2 separate regions of the Homo sapiens genome follow, and region 2 is linked to region 1. The links are chromatin loops, found by intact Hi-C in ENCODE. Cell type or tissue: Calu3. All regions are shown on one strand. Links, peaks and the distances in the headings refer to the core of each region. The heading gives the core; the rest is flanking DNA. Region 1 overlaps LINC02236 (long intergenic non-protein coding RNA 2236). Region 2 has its middle 73 kb from the start of MIR4278.

Region 1 (8,340 bases), core at 16-8,015:
ACCTGACACACTGATTCCCACATTCATCTGGCAGAGTAAATAAATGCAAAAAAAAAAAAACTAATAAATTCTGATTTAAAACACACAATTAAGGGAAATAGGCCAGATATCAAAACATATTGTCTTGTTATAGAAATTTACATAATGTGTTTATGGAGGAAAGGACAAATCAATAGAACTAAACAGAAAATCTAGACATATCACTAAGGTGGCATTTTTTAATCAGTGTGGAAAAATGCTTTCCTCCATGTATTCAATGGTTTTCAAGTAACTGGCCATCCATTAAGGAGAAATATAAAATTAGATATACCATGGCCAAAAGTAAATTCTAAATGATTTTGAAAGAATGGAAGAAAATATCAAAATAGCTTCATAATCTTATAATGGGGAAGGATTCTCTGAGCTAGAATTTTGTAAATATAGAATATTTTGTAAATATAGAATTTTGTAAATTCTAGCTCACAAAATTCAGAAGTCAAAGGAAACACTACATGAACATTTAAAACATGCCTGTGACCAAAGAACACCATAAAAAAAGGGAAAATTAGAAAAATAAGAGAAAATATTTGCAACATATACCATAGGCTAAAGATTGATATTCAGGGTATATGTTTAAGAATCGCCAACTACTCAAGAAGATGAAAACAACCCAAGAGGGAAACGAGTAACATGATGAACCAGTGAAAAAGAATGAATTCTGATAGTATGTTCTGACATGTTAAGGTTTTGAAGATTGTTAGAAAAATCATGAAGGGAACATGTAAAGTAGAATCCTGTTTACATTTTACAGTTGTGTGTGTGAGTGTGTATGGATGTGTTCATGTGTCTGTGTGTGTGAGGGCATTAGTAAGTGCGTGTGAGTGTGCGTGTAAGTACATGTGAAGGCACAGAAAAGGATCTAGAGAGATACAGGCATGATTGTTAATAGTGGCTCCTTCTAGGGAGGAAACTGTCAGGGGTCACTTAAAGGAGTAAATGGCATTTATGGTTTATTCTAAAGTCCCTATATTATTTTTAATTGCATAGAGAATTGTTGCATGCATATGTACATATTTTAATAGATTTTATTTTTTAGAACAGTTCTAGGTTCACAGCACAATTGGGCAGAAGGTACAGAGAGTTATATACTCGTACCCCACACCCATCCGGCCTCCCCCACTATCAGCACCCTGCACCAGAGCGGTTCAGTCATGACAGCTGGTGGACCTGTACTGATGCATCCTAATCACCTAGATCCATAGTTTACACCAGGATTCACGATTGGAATTGTGCATGCTGTGGTTTGGACAAGTGCAGAATGACATGGATACACATGATTACAGTATCATACATTTTCACTGTCCTGAAATTCTTCAGGGCTCTGCCCGTTCATCCCTCCCTCCCCCCAGGTCCTGGCAACCACTGATGTCTTTTTTCCATCTCCATAGTTTTGCCTTTTCCGGAATGTCATGTAGTTGGAATCATACAGTAGGTGGCGTATATGTTTATTTTAAAGTCCTTAAAAACACAGAAATATACCCGGAATTGTATAGGAGCTCAGGAACATCAACTTGCAGGGCCATCGGAAGCTGCTGAGGCTGGAGACGTTCAGGTGAGCTCCATGAAACAGAAGATCAAAGAAGAGCCGGGGCGGGATCAGAGCAAGAAAAAGAGCTCTGTTTATGCCGAGAAGTCGCAGCACAGAGTGATACCACCCAGGAGGTAAGCCCACAGTGCACAGAATAAAACGGAGAATCAACACTGGGGAGTTAACAGAATTAGCACTTCCTCAGACAAGCTGCATAAAATCACCCAGAATGCAGGAAACATTTCCTATCAGAAGAAAAAGATTTAGATGTATAAGATAAACAAAAAATAGACATAGGATGTCCAATAAATGGAAACTCTAGAATGCCTGAAAACAAAACCAGAATCAATGCAGATCAAATGTGCTTGACTGACACCTCTCAAGGTATATAGAGGCTAATTCTTTAACTTTGATCATAAAACTCATTGCTTTTTTTTTTTTCATGTACTAGAAAGGGAGGCTTCTAAACTAATCATATATTGCACTGGTGTTAATCTTCAGATTGTAACCCAAAGTGTAAAAATGTATTCATTTTAAAAGAACCTAAGGATTTTGGGGGACATTTTGATTAGGTAAGACAAAATGTTGTCTAGTTATTCACAACAAGGTACAGAAACAGTTCTCTACGACTCAGGAAGCACTGATCCCCGGGGGGATAAGGATGCTGTCAGGACTGCATTCCTCAGAGGAATGGGAACAGCCACGAGGCTTAGGTGTCAGAATCACCTACTTCTGGAAGACAGAGGAATATTCGTGGACAAAATGGAATAGAAGAAAATGAAAGAGTCAGCGGAGGAAGGAGACAACTGTGTCCTTGAGGATCTGGCCAGGGAAACAACTGGGCCACTTGAACAACAGAGAGAACTCCGTGCAGGGGATTGGTCACCCGTGACGGAGGGGGCCGAGCAGCAAACAGGGAGGGTGAGCAACAGCAGAAAGCGACAGCCACCCCTGGCTGGAGAGGCAAATGGAAGAGGTGCACGGGTCAGCCCTGTGGGAGGGGAAGCCGGAACAACAGCAGGTCTCCCCAGGGGACACAGTGGTGCTGCCGCCGTGTGGGCGGAAAACATCGGCAGAGCAGAGTCGGGGGAAAGGTTCCCAGGTCCCCCACTCTGGACCCTCGGTGGTCTAAGGCACCCAGAGGCGGCTGACTGGGAGCCTTGGACTCGGAGCAGCGCGTAGAGGGTGAGGGGCCTGCACAGGAGGAGCGGCCGGGCGGTGGAGTGTGTCCTGCCTCGGGTCCTCCCTCACCGGGGCCTCGTCAGGGATCCTCACAGAGGTTTGGTTTGGTTTGCTGGGATTTCTAGGGAAGGCAGCCGGGGTTTCATACCAGCCTGGTGGGACAGGGCGCTGTGGGGGAAGAAGAAACTGCTTTGCAAACCCACTTTCAGCAGTGACTGAGAAAGTCAGAAGAAAGCAAGCTGGAGAATTGGCAGAGGTGATAGGAGCTGCCCACGCAGGCAGCCAGCTGAGCCAGCCACACTGAGGGAAACCTCGAGGGCAATGACTCTGGCCAAGGGACACCTGGGTGACAGATGGAAGCCCGATTAGCTGTGGTCCAAAAAAGGGGTCCTCCAAAAAGCATAATGGAGGCCATTATTGTGCAGTTATGAATGAGAAAGTGGCTGAGTTTCCTTCAGTGTGTTGACCTCCTACATGGTAAGCACTAACAGCATAGTATGTCCTCAACACCAGACTAGGGGAATGAGTCTGTCACCAGGGTGCACTGTCCATCTTCGATTAGTTTTCCAGCTCTTACAATTCACAGGTCCTTTTAAATATTAGAATGTATTTGGTGCCACAACTGAAAGCATCGAGCTGCATTTGTAATCACCACACTATCCACCTGATCCTCCCTTGCTCTGCTGCTAGCCAAGGCAACTGTGAGAGGCTGGACTGTGCACCTCCACGCTGTGAAGCAGCAACTCTCCTGTTTCAGAAACCATGGGTTCCATCGCCCAGCTCCTGGCTCTGCTCCCACTTAACAGACGTGGGTTGGAGCATCACTGTGGCCATCGCATCCTCGCGTGCAACAGACAGGATGCACGATTTCCCTCCAGAGCCTGTGTCAGTCTGCTTGCCTGTGGCACCTTCACACCAAGCAGGGAAGTCTGCATTTTATGTCTTGAAGCAAATGCAGCTGTGCTTATAGTGGTCACCATCCCCGTGTTGACGACAGGGTTGCAAGGCAGAAGTGGGGCACAGCGGAAAGTCCTGGCCCATTTTCCATCTCCAAGCCCCCTCCCCTTGATCTTACTGGAATCTTCCCAATGCATTCTACATCATGTTTTCCTCAGGCTGAGATCTCCCCTGTGCAAGAAACAGTCTGAATCCTAACGAGATGTCTAAAAAGAGGCAAACAAGCAGCTCTAAATAATTCTGCCGTGCTTTGAGGGACAAAGTGAATAAATGCTAAAACATCATCTCTTTAGTTCTCAGGTTCTTAAAAACTTTCTAAAAAGCTGCTATTACCCCAGAAACACACTTTGAATGTTTCCCACTGTTTGGAAAAAGCAAAATACTTTTAAAATAAATAATGTGTGTATGCATATTCTATTTAACTCCATGATTTTTACAGAAAATTTTGAAAAACAAAAAATTAACGAGGAAGTACTTTAGCACCTACTATGGTTTCATGATGAGCAAGAAAATCGCCCAAAAGACTATTAACAAAATGTGCCTCTGGGAAGTCACCCAAGGAATAGTTCTGGTTATATATGACTGTGTATAGTCTATAGAGTTCAGGAAACTTAATATTGAGTTAAATCAGATTAAACTATCCTGGTACACTTTTCTTTATTAAGTCTACTTCTAAAATGTTGCCATAAATAAATTATTCTAAATTGATGAAATGAAGTAGAATGGTTAACATTTAAAGAAATCCTAACGGGAATTATTTTTTAAATCACACAGTCACCTCCTGTTTTGTTTAACATGTACTTCTGCAAACATTTGGATTTTATTAAGAAATAACTAAATTTAGGAGAGAATTTTAACTGCATTCTCTAACATCGATTTTTAAAACTGCTGCATATGAACATTATTTCCAGAATGCAAAAACAAATGAAGTTTCTTATAGTCTTTACACGCGAACAGGCGCCCCTACAGTCTTCCTCGTTTATCACCCACCGCTCAACCACCAAGCTGTCGTGGGATGGTGGCGACCTCTAGAGGCCACACTTAGGAACTGTCTGATTTAAAGTTCAACCTCTCTAGGCTCTTGGAAGAATCAGCAACAGAGCTTTTCCTCTAGGCTCTTAGAATCGTGAATACACAGAGCTTTTCCTTTCTCTTTCATGCATCGCTGCTCACAGCCCAGGTACTTCCACCTAACGCAATCATTTTCTCACACTTTCATGGCAAATGCCTCCCTTTTCCTTTTTGCCATTCTTTCCAAAAAATAAAAATTTTTCTATTTATGAGTAAAAATGTTTAAATGACTCCAATTATGCTCAGAGCCTGTATGAAGGTAACGAAAAGGAAGACATTTGATGTGAAGTCAAACAATGTCACTGACTGCTAGCCCTTCATTCTCTCAAAAAGCCCCTTCACAGAAACTCCACAAATTCTATTTCCTAAGCATCAAGATTCCAACTTTTTAAATGCTATTAAATTGTTAATTATCTCTGTTAGTAATGCATTAGTTTATTTCTTAGTTATTGCAGATGCAGTAGTTTCTAGCATTTAAATATTTTTGTATTAATCAGAATGTGTTATGCTGCAGTAACAAACCAACCCTCAGATCTCAGTGGCTTTGCATAAAGCTCCATTTGACCCCCCACCCACTCACCCCACAAGTCTTCTGTGGTTTCAGCCACTATCTAAGGACTCTCAGCTTCAAGCAGCGACTTGGAGGCCCAGGTGAATTGCTCCTTATGGCTGCACCATTTGGATTGCATGGTTTCCAGGGCACTGCATCAGTGAAGGGAGAACTGAAGGGCCATGCCTCTTCTCTTAAATGCTTTAGAAGCCCAACGGTCATGCTGAGGACCACTCTCCAGAGCTTGCTACATGGCCCTGCCTAACCCCAAGGCTCTGGGAAATGTGGGTGTCACATGGATTTTCACTGAGCAATAAATGTTTCTGTCACACAGTATATTTGAAAAATATTTTAAGTTTGACATTCTTAAGGGAGGAATAGGTCTAACCCAAAATTTCAAGCTCGCTTATACCACTCTCCATCAGAAAATGCAATCTTCGTCAACTGTAAGCTGTCATAGTACCTGAATAAATGCAAAAAGGAAGGGGAAAAAAGCAGCTCCCTTCCAAATTAAATCATAGAAGAAAAGGATTAGTCAGGTACACTTCTGAGAGGAAGACATCAGCTAAGTCATTTGGAGCAAGGTGTGACTGGAAAGAAGCATAACCGACAGTGATAAGCTGCCAGGCAAGAGCTGCGACAATTCTTCACAGACCGCAAGCCACGCAGCACACTTCGGAATACAGAGGAGAGAAGTTAAACAAAGCTCAGAGCCCACTGCTCAACCCCGTTAGCCTCAGTGGAGAAACAGCACCTCCCAGTGATCCTTCCTCATATCACCTTTTTTTCCCCATTCTTTTGTTTGTTTGTTTTGTCTTTGGGTTTTTTGTTGGTTTGTTTTGTTTTATTTCTCATATAATCCTGCAGTTCCCACACAGGAATTTCAGTTCTGGGCTTTATTGCAATGCTTGAGCCCTAATACATTTCTGGGCTTTCAATTGCTTCCAGAAAAACTGATGAGCCACGCCCTTATGGGACCACCCATCACAGATGATTCTTCAAGTAACTTTGGAACAAATCAGTGCCCCTAAATAGAGACGCAGCAAAACAGCAAAATAGCCCATGCTGTTGAGATTATTCCACAAGGGGGCCGGCAACATCAGGCAGAAGAGGGAGGGAGGTGATGAGAGAATAAAGAAAACAAGATTTGTGAGGTTGACTCAGAGGAAAATTAGCTCTGTCCAGAGCCGCCTGCCATTAAACAGCGATCAAATACAAGTGGAGCGGGGTGAGATGCGAAGTTTTACCTTCTGGTTGTTTACATGAGGCCTGAAATGAGTTCTACTTTCCTTTCCCCTTTCTGCCCCATAGACACACATGTATGCACACAATCACATGTGCACACACAGAGTCAAGGACAAACATATGAGAAACCACTGGGTTCAGTAAGGAGGTCGCCAGGTGAGGAAGGAAGAAATCAAAGCAGACCCTGACGCTCACAGGGGGGTCAGGTTATTTTTCTCTTGGACATAAACATTCTCACAGAACAGCTCCCCCGGTGAGCTTACTCAGAGCAGGAGTAAGTGAGACAAACCAAGGAGCTTTATAATTTTGTCTAAGCACAGACAAAAACAAGGTCGCTGTACCACCTCCTGATTAGAGTGAGTGACAGCTGCTTCTTATCCCCTGCAGGCTTATCTTCACCGCAGCTTGCCCTCCCTACAGATGAGACTAAGACACATGGGGGAGACGCAATCATAGGATCTTCCCTGCTTTCTGACAGCAACCAATCCACAGCAAACACCTGCTGCCTTACACCCTCTCCCAATCACCCAACCAAAGCCCAAATCCTATACCTCCTTCTCCTACTGAGACGCCTTATTGTTCTTCACCATGTGTGTTCTTTCTTGTCAAAATGAGTAATAAACCCAGCTTGTTAACCTTTAGATATCCTCTTGGTGGCCTTCAGCTTGTGGCACTGACACAAGCATGAGACCCTCCTAGTTAGAGAAAATTGACAAGAATTTGCAAGGTGCTTTCCCTTCACTGTCCACACTTCCCAACCCCACCAGAAGATTATACATAAAAACAGGCTGGAAGGGGGAAGAAGAGACTTGGGGGGAATAAAATAAGCAAGACAGTTTGTTCCTTTTTGCCATTGCCTCTAAACATCTCATTACTTTGCATGATGTACAAACACACAAATAATGCACACACATACACACAAATAGCTCAGGAGGATAGACATGGATTTGGAAATAAAGAACTGATTCTCAGAAGACAGTGTGGCAATTCCTCAAGGATCTAGAACTAGAAATACCATTTGACCCAGCCATCCCATTACTGGGTATATACCCAAAGGATGATAAATCATGCTGCTATAAAGACACATGCGCACGTATGTTTATTGCGGCACTATTCACAATTGCAAAGACTTGGAACCAACCCAAATGTCCATCAATGACAGACTGGATTAAGAAAATGTGGCACATAGACACACCATGGAATACTATGCAGCCATAAAAAAGGATGAGTTCATGTCCTTTGTAGGGACATAGATGAAGCTGGAAACCATCATTCTGAGCAAACTATCACAAGGACAGAAAACCAAACACCGCATGCTCTCTCTCATAGGTAGGAACTGAACAATGAGAACACCTGGACACAGGAAGGGGAACATCACACATTGAGGCCTGTCCTGGGGTGGAGGGAGGGAGGAGGGATAGCATTAGGAGATACACCTAATGTAAATGATGAGTTAATGGATGCAGCACACCAACATGGCACATGTATACATATGTAACAAACCTGCACGTTACATGCACCTTAGAACTTAAAGTATAATAAAAAAAAATTTAATAATAAAATTTAAAAAAATTAAGAAAAAGAACTGATTCTCACCTATGTCTGGAGGTCCGTGAGTGGTAGACCCTACAAACATACTCAGCAATGCCCAGGCGAGCTGAGGACAGCACGGAGGTGAGAAGAGGCGTAACTGGATGGGAGGGCACAGACACCAGTGAAGCCAAATCTGGCACAGCAAGAAACCTGTCCCGATGTGTCATCAGAGGGC
Region 2 (8,340 bases), core at 126-8,125, 79 kb before region 1:
GTGGGTAGATCACTTGAGGTCAGGAGTTCGAGACCAGCCTGGCCAACATGGTGAAACCCCGTCTCTATTAAATAAAATACAAAAATGAGCTGAGTGTGGCGGTGCGTGCCTGTAATCCCATTTACTTGGGAGGCCGAGGCAGGAGAATAGCTTGGAGTTTGCAGTGAGCTGAGATCACATCACTATACTCCAGTTCGGGTGACAGAGCAAGACTTTGTCTCAAAAAAAAACAAGAAAACAACCAACCAAAAAAACATGCTGTGTTATGACTACCTGGCTAAAAAATTCCATCTCAGGTACAATATGTGCCATACGCAAGGAATCTGAGAATGCTAATGGTATCAATAAAGTCATTGAGTGTTTCTTACTTTGGTGCTTTGAAGGATTAAGTGTGTATCTCTAAACGATCTCATATTTTAAAAACCCACAATACCGCAAACCATGATGAGACCCAGAGAACCCCAGCCACGCGCTGCCCTTTCCTACAAGACAGAGGCGCTCAGGCCATGCCAGCTGGGATGTGATCAGTGCACAATGGGGCCAATCACAAAACCGCTGCCCACTAGGCTAACTGTTGGAGCCCCAGTTCCCAGTCTCTCCTGTGCTCTAGAAAGCCCAGGTGATCTCCTGTCTGGTTGGCAGCTGTTCTCATCCTGCCCAACACTGCCCAAGTTCAGTTCTCTTGTACCTCCAGCTTCCAGTCTTGTCTTCAAAAGGCCACAAGCCATGGCACTCCATCCAGACCCCATGTCCCCAGCTGACTGCCCCATACTGGCTCCTGATGCTGTGGCCAGGCCTCTCTTGGCTTCAGAGATGGCTCTTCCCCGTGACATCACCTCCAAGTGTCACAGATAGAAGCCGGGTCTCTCCTTTACTTTCCAAGGTAGACCTGATCAATCTTTGGCCACAGAGGCTACATTGGAGCAGGAAAAGACCCTCTTAGACTTTGTTAGGCCACAAAACAGTGCGACTTCAGGCCCACTGGTCTCTCCACCACCCCATTGTCATGACTCGCTCTACCTCTCTCTTCCTTCAAATACAAACCCAGTTCTGAAAGAATATTCCACATATGTAAGGAGTGCTTCCTATACTTGACCACCTGAAGCAGTGCTCCAGGTCCCTGATCGTGCCTGTGTGCTTCCTTGTCTGCTGTCCTCAGCCCCTTTGTCCCCATCTAAGGAGGTGACTGCGTTTCCCTGAATCCCCTTCCCTGCATGGCTCCAGGTTCAAGCTTGCTAACAAGAGGCACTCACGTAACAGCTGAAGGGCCCAGGTGAGGCAGTGGCCATCCCTCTGGACAGTGAGGACAGGGGAAGGGTGACAGATAACTCAGAGGTACGCGTCCATCCCAGTGGTCCCTGTTGCCATCTGCTCCACAGCCAGCTTGTCTTCCTGATCACCATTGGCCTACAATGGCCCAAGCCCCCACTAGGCACTGAGATCCAGCCTGTAGGGTGGCTGGAGATGTCCTTGTGTCTCCATGGCCTCTCTTCTCACACCCCAGAAATGGATTTGGACTTTCCCACAAGCTTGGACTCTAGTTCAAGGGCTGCAGGCTGCAGTGGTTTTCTTCAATTAAGACGCCTGACTGCCCCTTTCCAGATCTTCCCTTTCTTATAGCCCCCAACATTTATTCCCATAATGCTTGCAAGCTCTCTGGTTTCCCAACTGACCCCTGACACATCTGGAAGTCAAAGAACAACCATTATCTGTCCTTGTGATTGGGATCTCAGCCTGGGAAGTCACCTTCATCTCCAATGTGCCTTTTAGTGTGCTCCCCCAAAGGCCCAATGAGGTCCATGCAAATAGACTTTCCAGCACCCCATGCTGACATTCTCTCCTGCTTCTAGAGGAACTAGAAAGGCCTCCATCCAAGGCCTCTGTGTGTGTGTGTGTGTGTATGTGACTTTGCACCATTGATGTGTGCTGAGTGACAGTGTGAACCAGCTTATCCCACCAAGCTCCCTGACATGGGGACCAGGATGCACTAGGGCACCAGCTCTGCTCCTCCGAGGTATAAAAAGCCCTAGACAATGAGCTTGGCAACATCCCCATCGCTGCCTACGACAGACAGGCAGGGAGAAGTGCTCAGGGCCAGCCAGCTGGCTGTGTTAGCAGATGGAGCAGTTGCTGCGTTTCATCCACAACACTGCATTTGACTAAGTCTGCAGATTGGCCTGCACAGCCAATGACCACCTGCAGAGCCTTGAGTGCTGATGTTATGATGGCGATCATGGGCATGTCCTTTAGCTCACCATTCAGCATTATTTCTATTTTGACTAACATTTGGAGTGATAAAAATAATACTAAGCTGGGAGCTAAAGAAAACCCAAAATTGGTTTTTTCTATAATAAAAATCTCATTGATTTTTTAAAATTCCTAGAATTGTATTCTTTGAAGAATTTCTGCTTCTAGTTGTGGTGTCTCTGCTCTCCTGGGGCCTGAGGCCTACGCTTACCTGAGCCCTTCCCATTTCTTCATCACCTAAGCCAGGTGATGGGCAAGACAGGTCAGGATGAAGGATCGGCCACAAGAAGGGCCCAGCCAGGTGGCCACTGTTCACAGGGTGGTGTGGAGACACCTGGGGACCATGGGGCTGACACACCCTGGGGACCAGCCCAGGTGACAATCTGTGTCCACCTGTAGCCCCACTCTTCTCCTTTCCCATCCAGGCCAACCCAGTCCCATGCACCGTGCCCTCTTTGCTCTTCTTCTCTTGCTGTGTTCTCAAGACCTTCTCTACATCCCTGAGCCTAGAGTAAGCTTTTGTACACCCCTGCCCCTTTTCAGCCTTTCCAAGTGGTATAGGAAGGCACAAAAATAACAACAAAAGCCAAAACAACTCAGAAACTTCATGTCTATCTCTTCTCTGTGTATAGTTCATAATTCTGAAGTTCACATGACATTTCACATTATTCAAATTGAGTGCCACAGCAATAAGAGCTTATGAATATGGCCTTCTGTAGCCTCATGTACATGTTCGACAAGTTTCTTCCTGGTGTGATGTTGCAGATATTGCCCATATTGATGGGTATAGCCTAAAACATAAGTTCCTTGAGAGGAGAAGAACATCTTTCTTAGGTTTTTGTGTTTTTTTTTTTTTACAAAATCTATTTTAATAAAATTTCCAAGATTGAGTTAAGCAAATAGCACTAAATATTAATATTTATAAATGAATACTTAATATATGGCATTATATTAATATATCAATTATAATATATAACCTATATTATATTAAGTATACTATTACTTAAGTACATATTACCCTTAAGTATATTACTATATTAAGTATACTATTACTTAAGTATATTACCTATACTATTATAAGTGATATATTATTAGTATATTATATCAATAATATAAATAAATATTAATATTATAAATTTCTAAATCGTTAGCTGATTCTAGGAGGAAAAGATTTCTACGAAGACATGATAACTCAATTCTTATTAGCACCTAATGAGCTTTTCAAAGTTGAATATCATTTCTGTCCAGTAAGTCACTAAAGCCTTGTTTTTGTTTTTAAATAAATTCAAATGGACCAAATAGGTTAAATTATTTTTAAATCATTAAATTATTCAGTGTTCATTTCAAATTCTGCAGGCTTGTGAGGGAGAAGTGCACTTTTAATAGGTTTGTTTACTGAAGAAATAAAAAACAGATGGTCTCCTATAATTTCTGTTAGAAACTTCATAGAGCTCCATGAAGAATGGGCCAGGTTATAATTTAACCACGTTTGGATGAAAAGCAAATAATCGGCCTTAAAGAGCAAGGTCTGTTCTTTCAGCCTCCCCTTTGTCACCCACTGTGAACACACGAAATTCAAAAGCCGGAGTTTCCCATGTGATCTCTTAAAAGGATTGCGGAAGCTGTAAGCGATAAAACAGAGAGGGGGCTTCGTTACTCAGCTCCCTCACTCCGGCTGCCAAAACCAACAAGCAGGAGCCATGCTTTGTTTTCTGTGTTTGATTGTTGGGAGGAGGGAGGAGCCATGTGATGGAGAAAAGGCTATCGCTGGTTACAAAGTTGATTTGATTCTCTGAAAAATTGATAAAGGGAAGGCACTGTTCCATGAGGGCCTTACATCGCAGAAAAATGACTACTTATCCCATGCTCATCCCAAACCCCCTGACCGATGGAGCTCAAATCCAAGGACATCTGCCCAGCAGCAATGGCCCTCCGCACTCCAGCCCTGCAGCCATCGCAGGGACAAGGGCAGCCTCTTCTCCTCAGGGGTCGCCTCCACCAGAAACACCCAGAGGAGTCCCCGATACACAGAATCATGCTCAAGTCTTCCTAATACAAAAATAGGCCACAGTTGGAGTGATTAAAAGGTTTTGCAAATAGATCATGGTGATGGTTGTAGAACATGGTGAATGCAATTAATGCCACTGAATTCTATACCCAAAAATGATTACCATGGCAAATTTTATGTTACATATATACATATATGTGTATTTGCAACCACGATTAAAAGCATTTTTATTAGACCACAGAGATAGAATGGCGTACTGAGCAAGAAAAATAAAAATTGACAAATTAAAATGCTTAGAAATGAGTTGCTCCCTTCTGAGGAAGGTGTGCACCCTTTCAGAGAATAGCCAAATATCCTCCTTGCCCATCAAAAAGACACACCAAATAAGCAGCAATGAAAACAAAAGAGACAGTTTTCTAACAAGATTTTGTTTCCCTGAGAGTCGTTAGAGTTGTCAGCATTCTTTAAGATGACAAATCTTCTTCCCCTTAATTAGCTGTTCCACAGACAAACTGCCCCAAACAGACGGCTATAAGGCCAGCTGCATATAGTATTTTTTGAATAAAATGAAGAAAACAACAGCAGCAGGATTTGAGCTTATTAAATTGCTTTGAATTCTATTTCCAGTTCAATCGATATTTTATTCTCTAACCTCAAAATAGTGACGTAAGCCTCTGCATCGGAAAGAAACAGCCTGTAATTGGGCTTGATTGCAACTAGAGCTTGCTGCCTTGAGTCCTCACATTCCAAAAGCAATCGGGTCAATACTCTATATTTTATTTCCTAAATTATTTTTAACCTGATTTCACTGAAATGAACTAGTGCTTTTCTTCCTAAAGCACATACAATAGTTCTCCATAATATGTTAGCCAACAACATATCCAGGTCAGTTACAAGAAGTCAGTCAATGCTTATTTCAAGTTATATCACAAAATCCAAGTGCAATAATGTATTTCCAGCCAGAAGGTTATAAACCGGAGGTGGATTTCAATAAGTGGCTTCTTTGGACAGCCTTGTCTCTAAGCATGTGGCCAGCATCCCCAGAACTGGCTTACGTAGCCTTGAGGCTGACAGTCACGAGAGCTGACTGAATGCCAAGCACGGCTCTGCAGGCCTCGTGTGTGTGTTAACTCACTGGATCCTCATACCAGTCCTGTTAGGTTGGCAACATTATAATCTCCACTTCACCCACAACAAAATGAGCCAGAAGGTCATCAGGCCAGTAAGTGTAGGAGGCCGACCAGGAAGCCGGGAATGTGGACCTCAGTGTTCTCTGTGCTGCTTGTCTTAGGGAAAGAAAAACTTTGCGAGGATGTTTATCTTGGCATGCTCTGATCACGTGCAGGTCTAGAACCTCCCATGACTTTCTAAGCGTCCTTCAGATCTACAGGGGCATTTACTTCCTAAAGGTATTTATTTTTATTGTATTGCACATCATAATACAGTATTACAATATCTAATATTATAATAAAATATATATTACACATATAATATACTACATTAATACGTATTTTTGTATCTTTCTTTTATTTTAGGCTCAGTGGCCCATGTGCAGGTTTGTTATATAGGTAAACTCGTGTCACAGAGGTTTGTTGTACATATTGTTTCATTACCTGGGTACTAAGCCTAGTACTCAATGGTTATTTTTTCTGATCCTCTTTCTCCTTCTACCCTCCACCCTCAACTAGACCCCAGTGTCTGCTGTTTCCTTCTTTGTGTTCATAGTTTTTTTTTTTTTATAAAGTCTCGCTTCCTCACCCATGCTGGAGTGCAGTGGCACTATCCTGGTTCACTGCAACCTCCGCCTCCAGGGTTCAAGTGATTCTCGTGCCTCAGCCTCATGAATAGCTGGTATCACAGGTATGTGCCACCATGCCCGGCTAATTTTTGTATTTTTAGTAAAGCTGGGGGGTTCACCATGTTGGCCAGGCTGGCCTCGAACTCCTAGCCTCAAGAGATCCCCCAGCTCAGCCTTCCAAAGTTCTGGAATTACAGAAGAGAGCCACCACACCCAGCCTTGTGTTTATAAGTTCTTATCATTTAGCTCCCACTTACAAGTGAGAACATTCAGTATTTGGTTTTCTGTCCCTGTGTTACTGCTAAAGATGGTGGCCTCCAGCTCCATGTTCCTGCAAAGGACATGATCTTGTTCTTTTTTATGGCTGCATAGTATTCCCTGGTGTATAGGTACAACATTTTCTTTATCCAGTCTACCATTAATGGGCATTCAGGTTGATTCCATGTCTTTGCTATTGTGAATAGTGCTGCGATGAACATACGCATCCATGTGTCTTTATGGTAGAATGATTTACATTTTGGGGAGTATATATCCAGTAATGGAATTGCTGGGTCGAATGGTAGTTGTTTTTAGCTCTGAAGAATCGCCACACTGCGTTCCACAATGGTTGAACTAATTTACACTCCCACCAACAGTGTATAAGTGTTCCCTTTTCTCTGCAACCTCACCAACATCTGTTATTTTTTGACTTTTTAGTAATACCCTTTCTGACTGGTGTAAGATGGTGTCTCATTGTGGTTTTGATTTGCATTTCTCTAATGATCAGTAATATTGAGCTTTTTCTCATATGCTTGTTGGCTGCATATATGTCTTTTGAAAAGTGTTTGTTCATGTCCTTTGCCCACTTTTTAATGGAGTTGTTTCATTTTTTCTTGTAAAAGTATCTAAGTTCCTTATAGATGCTGGATATTAGACCTTTGCCAGATGCACAGTTTGCAAATATTAATATTTTCTCCTATTCTGTAGGTTATCTGTTTACTCTGTTGATAGTTTATTTTACTGTGCAGAAGCTGTTTAGTATAATTAGATCCCACTTGTCAATTTTTGCTTTTGTCATGATAGCTTTTAGAGTCTTCCTTATGAAAGCTTTGCCCATGACTATGTCCTGAATGGTACTGCCTAGGTTGTCTTCAGGGTTTTTATAGTTTCAGATTTTACATTTAAGTCTTTAATCCATCTTGAGTTGATCTGTGTATACGATGTAAAGAAGGAGTCCGCTTTCAATCTTCTGCATATGGTTATCCCAGCATCATTTATCAAATAGGGAGTACTTTCCCCATTGTTTGTTTTTGTCAGCATTGTCAAAGATCAGCTGGTTATAGGCATGCAGTCTTCTTTCTGGGCTCTCTATTCTGTTCTATTGGTTGATGTGTCTGTTTTTGTACCAGTACCATGCTGTTTCAGTTACTGTAGCCCTGTAGTATAGTTTGAAGTCAGGTAGCATGATGCCTCCAGCCTTGGTTGGTTTTTTTTTTTTGCCTAGGATTGCCTTAGCTATTCAGGCTCATTTTTGTTCCATATGAATTTTAAAATAGTTTTTTCTAGTTCTGTGAATAATGTCCTTGGGAGGCCTCAGGACACTTACAATCATGGTGGAAGGGGAAGCAGGCATGTTTTACATGGTGGCAGGTGAGAGAGAGCGCATGTGAAGGAGAAACTGTCAAACATTTATAAAATCATCAGAGCTTGAGAGAACTCACTCACTATTATAAGAACAGCATGAGGAAACCACCCCCATGATCCAGTCACCTCCCACCAGGTCCCTCCCTCAACAGGTGGGGATTATGGGGATTACAATTTGAGATGAGCTTTGAGTGGGGACACAGCCAAACCATATCAAAATATAATGTATATATTATATACAAATATAATTTATATTTAGTTTCAGTTGTGTTTCAACATGATCAAAGAAAGTTTCCATAAACTTGCTATTTCAAAAGTTCCTGCTATTTTTCATTGTTTATTCTATTTTGCCTTAGTCATAAAGATTGGATTATTAAGCTTGTGTCTCTTCCAAATTGTGTACAATTTTGCTTAGCTTTGTTTTAGATCATTCTCTGTATTTGAAGGAAAATCACTTAACTGTCCTTGGGATGTATAACATTAAAATATTTTTACCTTTTCTGGGTGTCTCACACAGAAATGCCACTTCTGCCTTTTGCCTATGCACAACCCTATGAACCTCCTTTCTCCCCAACTTCTTCACCTCTGTCAAGTGTGTCAGGTGGGCTGATCCTCTGTTGGGAGGGTGGGAGTGTGCCTGTTTAATTTACATAACAATGAAAAC

What was found. Peaks named below come from ENCODE experiments on the same cell type or tissue, not always from the same donor. Only the 100,000 strongest peaks of a DNase experiment are listed, where the experiment ranks them.
Region 2: a loop joins it to region 1, with 1.8 times the contacts of the local background. A loop is called at or near these places in 2 of 110 quality-filtered maps.

Annotation. Positions count from the first base shown.
Region 1 is chr5:6,817,441-6,825,780 of GRCh38, reverse strand. All of the region lies in intron 1 of LINC02236 (long intergenic non-protein coding RNA 2236), which reads right to left. Among named protein-coding and RNA genes, the nearest start is that of MIR4278, 6.3 kb to the left of the region's middle. RefSeq lists an enhancer at 2,065-2,649. In Calu3, for the core only: a CTCF peak has its summit at 4,730 (motif pointing left); DNase peaks (open chromatin) are centred at 2,590 and 4,710.
Region 2 is chr5:6,896,525-6,904,864 of GRCh38, reverse strand. No RefSeq gene overlaps it. Among named protein-coding and RNA genes, the nearest start is that of MIR4278, 73 kb to the right of the region's middle. In Calu3, for the core only: no CTCF peak of the experiment used is centred there; a DNase peak (open chromatin) is centred at 3,854.